Regions from separate parts of the Homo sapiens genome. Here region 2 is linked to region 1. A link is a contact called in ENCODE Hi-C data. All regions are on one chromosome and are shown on one strand. Each heading gives the region's core, a stretch centred on a gene start or an enhancer-like site at or near the end of the contact. The rest is flanking DNA. Distances are from core to core; before and after follow the strand shown.

Region 1 (3,013 bases), core at 140-2,639:
TGCGGAATCTAAATATACTTATTACTTGTAATGGTTTCTCAGCAGCTGAACACATAGTGTCTTGAGAAAAAGGTGCTTGCTTATAACTTACACCAGGGTGTTCAATTTTTTGGCTTCCCTGGGCCACACTGGAAGAACTGTCTTGGGTCACACATATAATACACTAACACTAATGATATATGATGAGCTAAAAAAAAAATAATAAATCGCAAAAAAATTCATGTTTTAAATTTGCAAATTTGCGTTGGGCCGCGAGTTGGACAACCTTGTCTTACACAAAGCAGCATATGGGCCAGTGGCAACCTGCTTAAAGGGTTATGAAGGTCTAGTTCCTGACAACAAACTTCACGGCCCATACAAAGTTATTCATTTTACTTTCGACCACTTACCCCATGAACTACACCCAATGGGATACTAACCTGAAGCATGGCAGCTACTACTGGATTAGCCCTAAATAGGCTTAACCCTAAATAATCAGTGACCACTGTCCAGGTCAGAGGCTAACCTTGGGCTGCAGACGCAATGAAACCCCTATAGCAAGCAGAGGCTGGTCTACGACGTGGGAGGGAGAGGCAGAGATACACCTTAGCAGACGCCAGGATGCAAGTTTAGGAGTTCTCAGCGTCAGGAAAACATCCAGAACGTCTCTGTCAGTATCCTCTTATGCCTACAGTATCCCAAACTCCCAATTTTCCTGGTAGTGGGGCAGACTGGTCATCTGGTCACAACACCCGTTAATTACGGAGTAAAGGGATGGGCAAGAGGCTTCTCACCTTAAGAGTCACGTGGAGAGAAATGCTCAGGCACAAGGGACTTAAAATGAGAGGTAGAGGGTGGATGTAGGAGGTGTAGTTCTTCCCCGAGAGCGAACTAGCCCAACCGGAGAAAAGGTTTTAGGTCCCTGGTAAGGGAAGAGGCCTCAGTCCCCGACGTCTCTTACCACCTACACTGGACGAGGGTTTGGCGTGATTAGAGGCGAAACACTCTCTGCCACCCCAGCTGACCGCAGCGCCGCCCGCGGCCCGGGGCCCCGGCGGGACAGACCGGCGAGGGTGCGGCGGCGCCCTGCGCCCACCCCCGCCCCACCCCAAGAGCCCCGCGGGCCCCGCAGCGCCCCTCCTCCGCCCAGCGGCGCCCCGCCCGCCCGCCCGCAGCAGCAGCACCAACAGCGCCCCGGGCTCGACCTCGCTGCCGAAGGCCAGCTTGGCGGAGGCGGCGGCCAGGGCCCCGAACGCGCCGGCGCACAGACAGTTGAATACGCCCCAAAAGCGGCGCCGCATCGCACCCGCCTGGAGGTGCGGAGGGAATTCCGCGGGGGTGTCAGGGTACGCGGTCGCGGACACGGCGCCGCCCGGAGGCCCCGGCCTCTCGGCCATGTTGCCTGCTGACACCGTGCCTGGCACCCGCTGCCCGCAGGGCAGAGCGCGCGCCGCGATTGGATGGCAGCCTCACGTGACGCGACGCTCCTGTGACGCCACGCTCCGGCAGGCCCCTTGGGAATCGCTCTCCGGCGCCTCGGAGGGGGCGGGCCAGGTGGCAGAGACCCTGGGCTGTGGCGGCCTCCGGCCTAACCTGTAGTAGGTTTGTGCTCTGGGGAGGACGTCGGGACCCGAGGCCTGAGGCCAAGCCGGGTACTGTGGACGCTGTGGTAGAAGGTAAACTTCTCGCGGCTTAGCCGTCTCCATCCCGGCCACCCGGCTCCCGGTGAAACTTATTAAAGATGCCTAACGGGCCCCGCGCCGGCCCACCGAGTCCATCCACGTCGACCAGGCTTCTCCGCTCCACCCTCCAGCCTGAGGACCGCCGGACCAAGAGATGCCTCGGCAGAGGGCGCTGGGGACCTCCAGACCCAGAAAGACGCCAGAGCCCCATATGGGGACAAGCGCATCACAGAAAACCGAAAAAATGAGGATCTGCGATGAGAGGAAGACAATGATCCATAATCAAGCCACGCAGAATCAACATGACTTCTAATCTCCTGTTATACTTACGTATGTTTAGAATGTTTCCGGCTGGGCGTGGTGGCTCATGCCTGTAATCCCAGCACTTTGGGAGGCCGAGGCGGGTGGATCACCTGAGGTCGGGAGTTCGAGACCAGCCTGACCAACATAGAGAAACCCCGTCTCTACTAAAAATACAAAATTAGCCGGGCGTGGTGGTGCATGCCTGTAATCCCAGCTACTCGGGAGGCCGAGGCAGGAGAAGCGCTTGAACCTGGGAGGTGAAGGTTGTGGTGAGCTGAGATCATGCCATTGCACTCCAGCCTGGCCAACAAGAGTGAACTCCGTCTCAAAAAATAAAAATAAAAATAAAATGTTCCCATTTAAAAAGTACACGTCCTTGAAAATAAAGTGTTGAAATGTATAAAGTGCTATTTCCACTCTCCAGGAAAATCAGTGTTAATAGAGCATTTTTCTATATGTCTATTTAGTTATATATAGTTAAAATGTTAAAAAAATTATAGAATATGTATATGCATTTTTTAAACAAAAATGATTTCACAGTTGAACATACTGTTTAGCAGCATTCTTTTTGTATCTTCTGTTTAGCAAGTTTTTATGGAAGTCCTTCCACACCATGCTGCTTCTCTCACAGGGTGGTTTTGTGGCTCAAATAAAAGCACGGATAAGGCCAGGCACGGTGGCTCACGCCTGTAATCCCAGCACTTTGGGAGGCCAAAGGTGGGTGGATTACGAGGTCAGGAGTTCAAGACCAGATTGGTCAAGATGGTGAAACTCCATCTCTACTAAAAATACAAAAAAAATTAGCTGGGTGTGGTGGCGGGCACCTGTATTCCCAGCTACTTGGGAAGCTGAGGCAGAGAATTGTTTGAACCCAGGAGGCAGAGGTTGCAGTGAGCCGAAATTGCACCACTGCCCTCCAGCCTGGGTGACAGAGTAAGGCTCTGTCTCAAAAAAAAACACGGATAATTTCAGTAACGCCAATATGGTACAAACTGTCCCATTTTGCAGATGAGGAAATTGAGGCTCAGAGGTCTCACTGCACCACTCCA
Region 2 (3,013 bases), core at 359-2,858, 160 kb before region 1:
ATTATATTAATACTGAATCTTTGGTAAACTTGAGAAGCTGGCGATGGTTTTCCACATTCAAAAATTCTATGATTTGCCTTTGGAGCTGCATCTTTTACAAAGGCTCTCCCTTGGTGGCGATTTTGGCTAATGCTCATAGACGTAACTATGCACGGTATTGTCTTCTCTTTTTAAATGAACATTTTGTGGAAGGTAATATACACACATAATTTTTTAAAATCCAAACAGTTCAAAAAGCTGGTTTCTTTCCCAGTTGAGACTGCGCCCAGCCCCTGGTTTTTCTTCCCAGAGGTAATCACTGTTACTCACTCTTGTGGATCCTTCCAGAAAGAACTTATGCACATACAAGTAAAAATGTATTATTATATAAATCCCTTTTTCAAAGCAAATGTCAGCATCATACTCATTCTCTTTTGAATGTTTCTTTTTTCACTTTGTAAACTGAATCTTGAAGATGATTTTTTTATCAGCAGCCAGATTTGCCCCATTCTTTGTCACAGTGTTGTGAGGCCCCATGGCCCCGATGTCCCTTTATGCACTGCACTAGTTCCTGGCCAGTGGGCAACTGTCCATTTATGAAGAGCCCCGGGAGGGCCTAAGGGAGGCCCCCACAGCCCCTTCTTTCCTTTTCTGTGCCCTTGGTCCTAGCTGCTTGTTTCTCTGCCTCAGTCCCCACCCTCATCCCCTTGGACTCTCTTCTAGCCTCTGCTCCCTGGGGGGGTGACAGCCCCGTCCATTGCCATGACATTCCACTGATGTTGTCTCAACACAGCCTGGGGTGACCTCACTGCAGGCGGGGCTGCAAGGGCAAGTCTTGCTGTAGCCAAAGCAACCGAGGGACACCCCAATCCCCAGAGGCTACAAAGCAGAGCAAAGCTGCTTCTGGTGGACTAGTCTGAGTTACATTTATTTCCTGAAGGCTGTGATATGCTACAGAAATGAGAATTCATTTCTTCTTCTTTTTCTTTTCCCTGTGCATCAAGCAACAAGTGAGGTGCCTTTATATATTTTGTATCATAAAATCTTCATGAGAAGTCTTTGAACAAATACCACTGTCCCCATTTTACAGTTGAGAAAACAGGTTGGAAGACTCCAAAGCCCAGCCTGTGCAGCTCTCCCTGGTAAGGGCTGAGCGCTGCCAGACTCCCAGGCCAAAGGTTTGGTTTCTTTAAAATATTGGGGATGAGGGGAGGAGAGAAGAGCAAAGATCAGTTTGGATGATCTGGAAGGTTCTTCCCAACTCTAAGGGTCAGGGATTCTTATGATTCTGACAACCAACTCTGCTATGAGAGAACTCCCCCAAGCCCCAAAGCCCACTTTACTCAAGTTCCCTAGATGACTCAAAAGGAGGAAAATGAAGGAAAGGAGCATGAGGACACACTAAGGAGAGGGGGACCTGCTCCCTGGAAGATGGCACAGGGCTCTGTCCCCCTCCTTACCTTTCTTGGCATTTACAATCTTCTTGGGCTTCTGGGTTGGTGGCTCGGTGGTGACCTGGGTCAGGAGGGAGAAGAGGCAGAGGAGGAGGTAGGCCCCCCAGAGCTCCATGCTGCTGCGCGGGCGGGGGCTGCTGCTGCCTGCAGCGGGTCTGGGTCCGAACGCAGTGACAGCCACGGCCCAGGCTGCACGTCTTAAGGCAGCAGCCAAAGGACCTCTGTCCAGGAAACCCTCCCCAACTTGGCTGCAGGCGTGCCAAAAAAATAAAACAAACACACAAGCCTGCAGAAGGATGAAGTCCTGAGGGCCACAGAGCCTCTCTGCCAGGGAACACCCACGCAGCATCCTGGCCCTGCCTTCTAGAAAGAAGCCCTTATTTCCTAGGATTCTGAGAAACACACGGTGGTTGTCATCACATCTGCGGAGCAGCTACCTTGGGTAGGGGCTGAGGCTGGCTGTTCACTAACATTAACTCACAGAAGCTTCACACCCAAACCACGAGGGAAGCACTGTCCTTTCCCCATTTTACCATTGAGGAAATTGAGGCTCGGTGAGGTTAGGGAATTTGCCCAGGCTACCCAGCTGTCACGGGGTAGCAATGCCCCCTTATAGGGTGATCTGGGGCTGGCTGTCTGATTGGTTTAGAATATTTGTTATGATTATTTTGTGGCTCTGTCTCCATGTACTTGATGCATTTTTTGGTTAAAAAATCCAAGGGATTCCTTCCCTTCTTGTCTTCCCTTTCTCCTGAGTCCTGTCCTAAAGCCACAAAGTGGGGCATAGCAAAGGTGGCGGAGGGAGAAGCCATCGTGCCCCAGAGGTACCAGAGAGGATGTGGGGAGAATGTGCCCTCAAGGGGTGGACTGGTGTGGGGTGTGGGAGCCCAGCAGGGTGGAGGGAGCATCCTGGGGAAAGCAAAGGCCCTGCCTGGAGTGCTGGAGTCCAAGTGAGGCAAGGAGGGGATCCATGTGGGAGAGAGGCTGGTGGCAGAGACGGGAGATTGGTTACACACAGGGATACTGATCAAATAAATCTACTGAAGACAGTGGGAGTTAGGTTTCCTATTGTCAGAGAAGGAAGTTATGTATATGGAGAGAAAACTGGAATGAATCCTGTTGTGTGGGATTAAAATCGGAATGATCAGTGTACCCTTGTGGCCTTGAATACATAAAGATAAGTCCATATATATAGATGGAAATGTGTGTGTGTCTAGTCCCCACAGTCACTGGGGGGCCTGGAGCAGCCAGCCCCGCATAGCCTGGAGCACTCCTAGCACCTGAATACTGGCTTCTGAATATGACTTTCCACTAAAGGAACCAGAGCACCTTGCAGAAACGGCTGATTCTAGCACTGGGAAGTAGGAGTGGGGTGCAGAAAATGAGCCCGGAACTTGTTGTTTTGCCAGAAAACAAGGAAGTGCTTAATGAATAATGGGAACACGTCAGTAGGACACAGAGCCAGCTTGAAGGAGCCTTCAGTGGTCAGAATCAGGGACAATTTGAGCACCAACATAGTGACAGTAACAGATGGGAAACCACCAGTGCACACAGATATAAGTAAGTAAGGGAACGCATTG

What was found. A loop is a pair of places that touch in the nucleus more often than their neighbours do. Pooled maps may share reads with other maps.
Region 2: a loop to region 1 is called in a pooled map, with 2.4 times the contacts of the local background. The contact joins the promoter of CLEC3B here to the promoter of TMEM42 in region 1. A Hi-C loop is called at or near these places in 1 of 168 maps with a recorded cell type or tissue (Right ventricle myocardium inferior) and 5 of 50 pooled maps.

The regions. Positions count from the first base shown.
Region 1 is chr3:44,860,288-44,863,300 of GRCh38, reverse strand. It overlaps TMEM42 (transmembrane protein 42), which reads right to left and starts at 1,389. Exons shown (of 3, transcript NM_144638.3): 1 at 1,185-1,389. The coding sequence starts at 1,376. It overlaps MIR564 (microRNA 564), which reads right to left and starts at 1,413; the gene lies at 1,320-1,413. It also overlaps a transcript of KIF15 not described here. RefSeq lists silencers at 880-929, 1,260-1,309 and an enhancer at 1,340-1,929.
Region 2 is chr3:45,024,898-45,027,910 of GRCh38, reverse strand. It overlaps CLEC3B (C-type lectin domain family 3 member B), which reads right to left and starts at 1,608. Exons shown (of 3, transcript NM_003278.3): 1 at 1,440-1,608. The coding sequence starts at 1,548. RefSeq lists enhancers at 227-726, 727-1,228.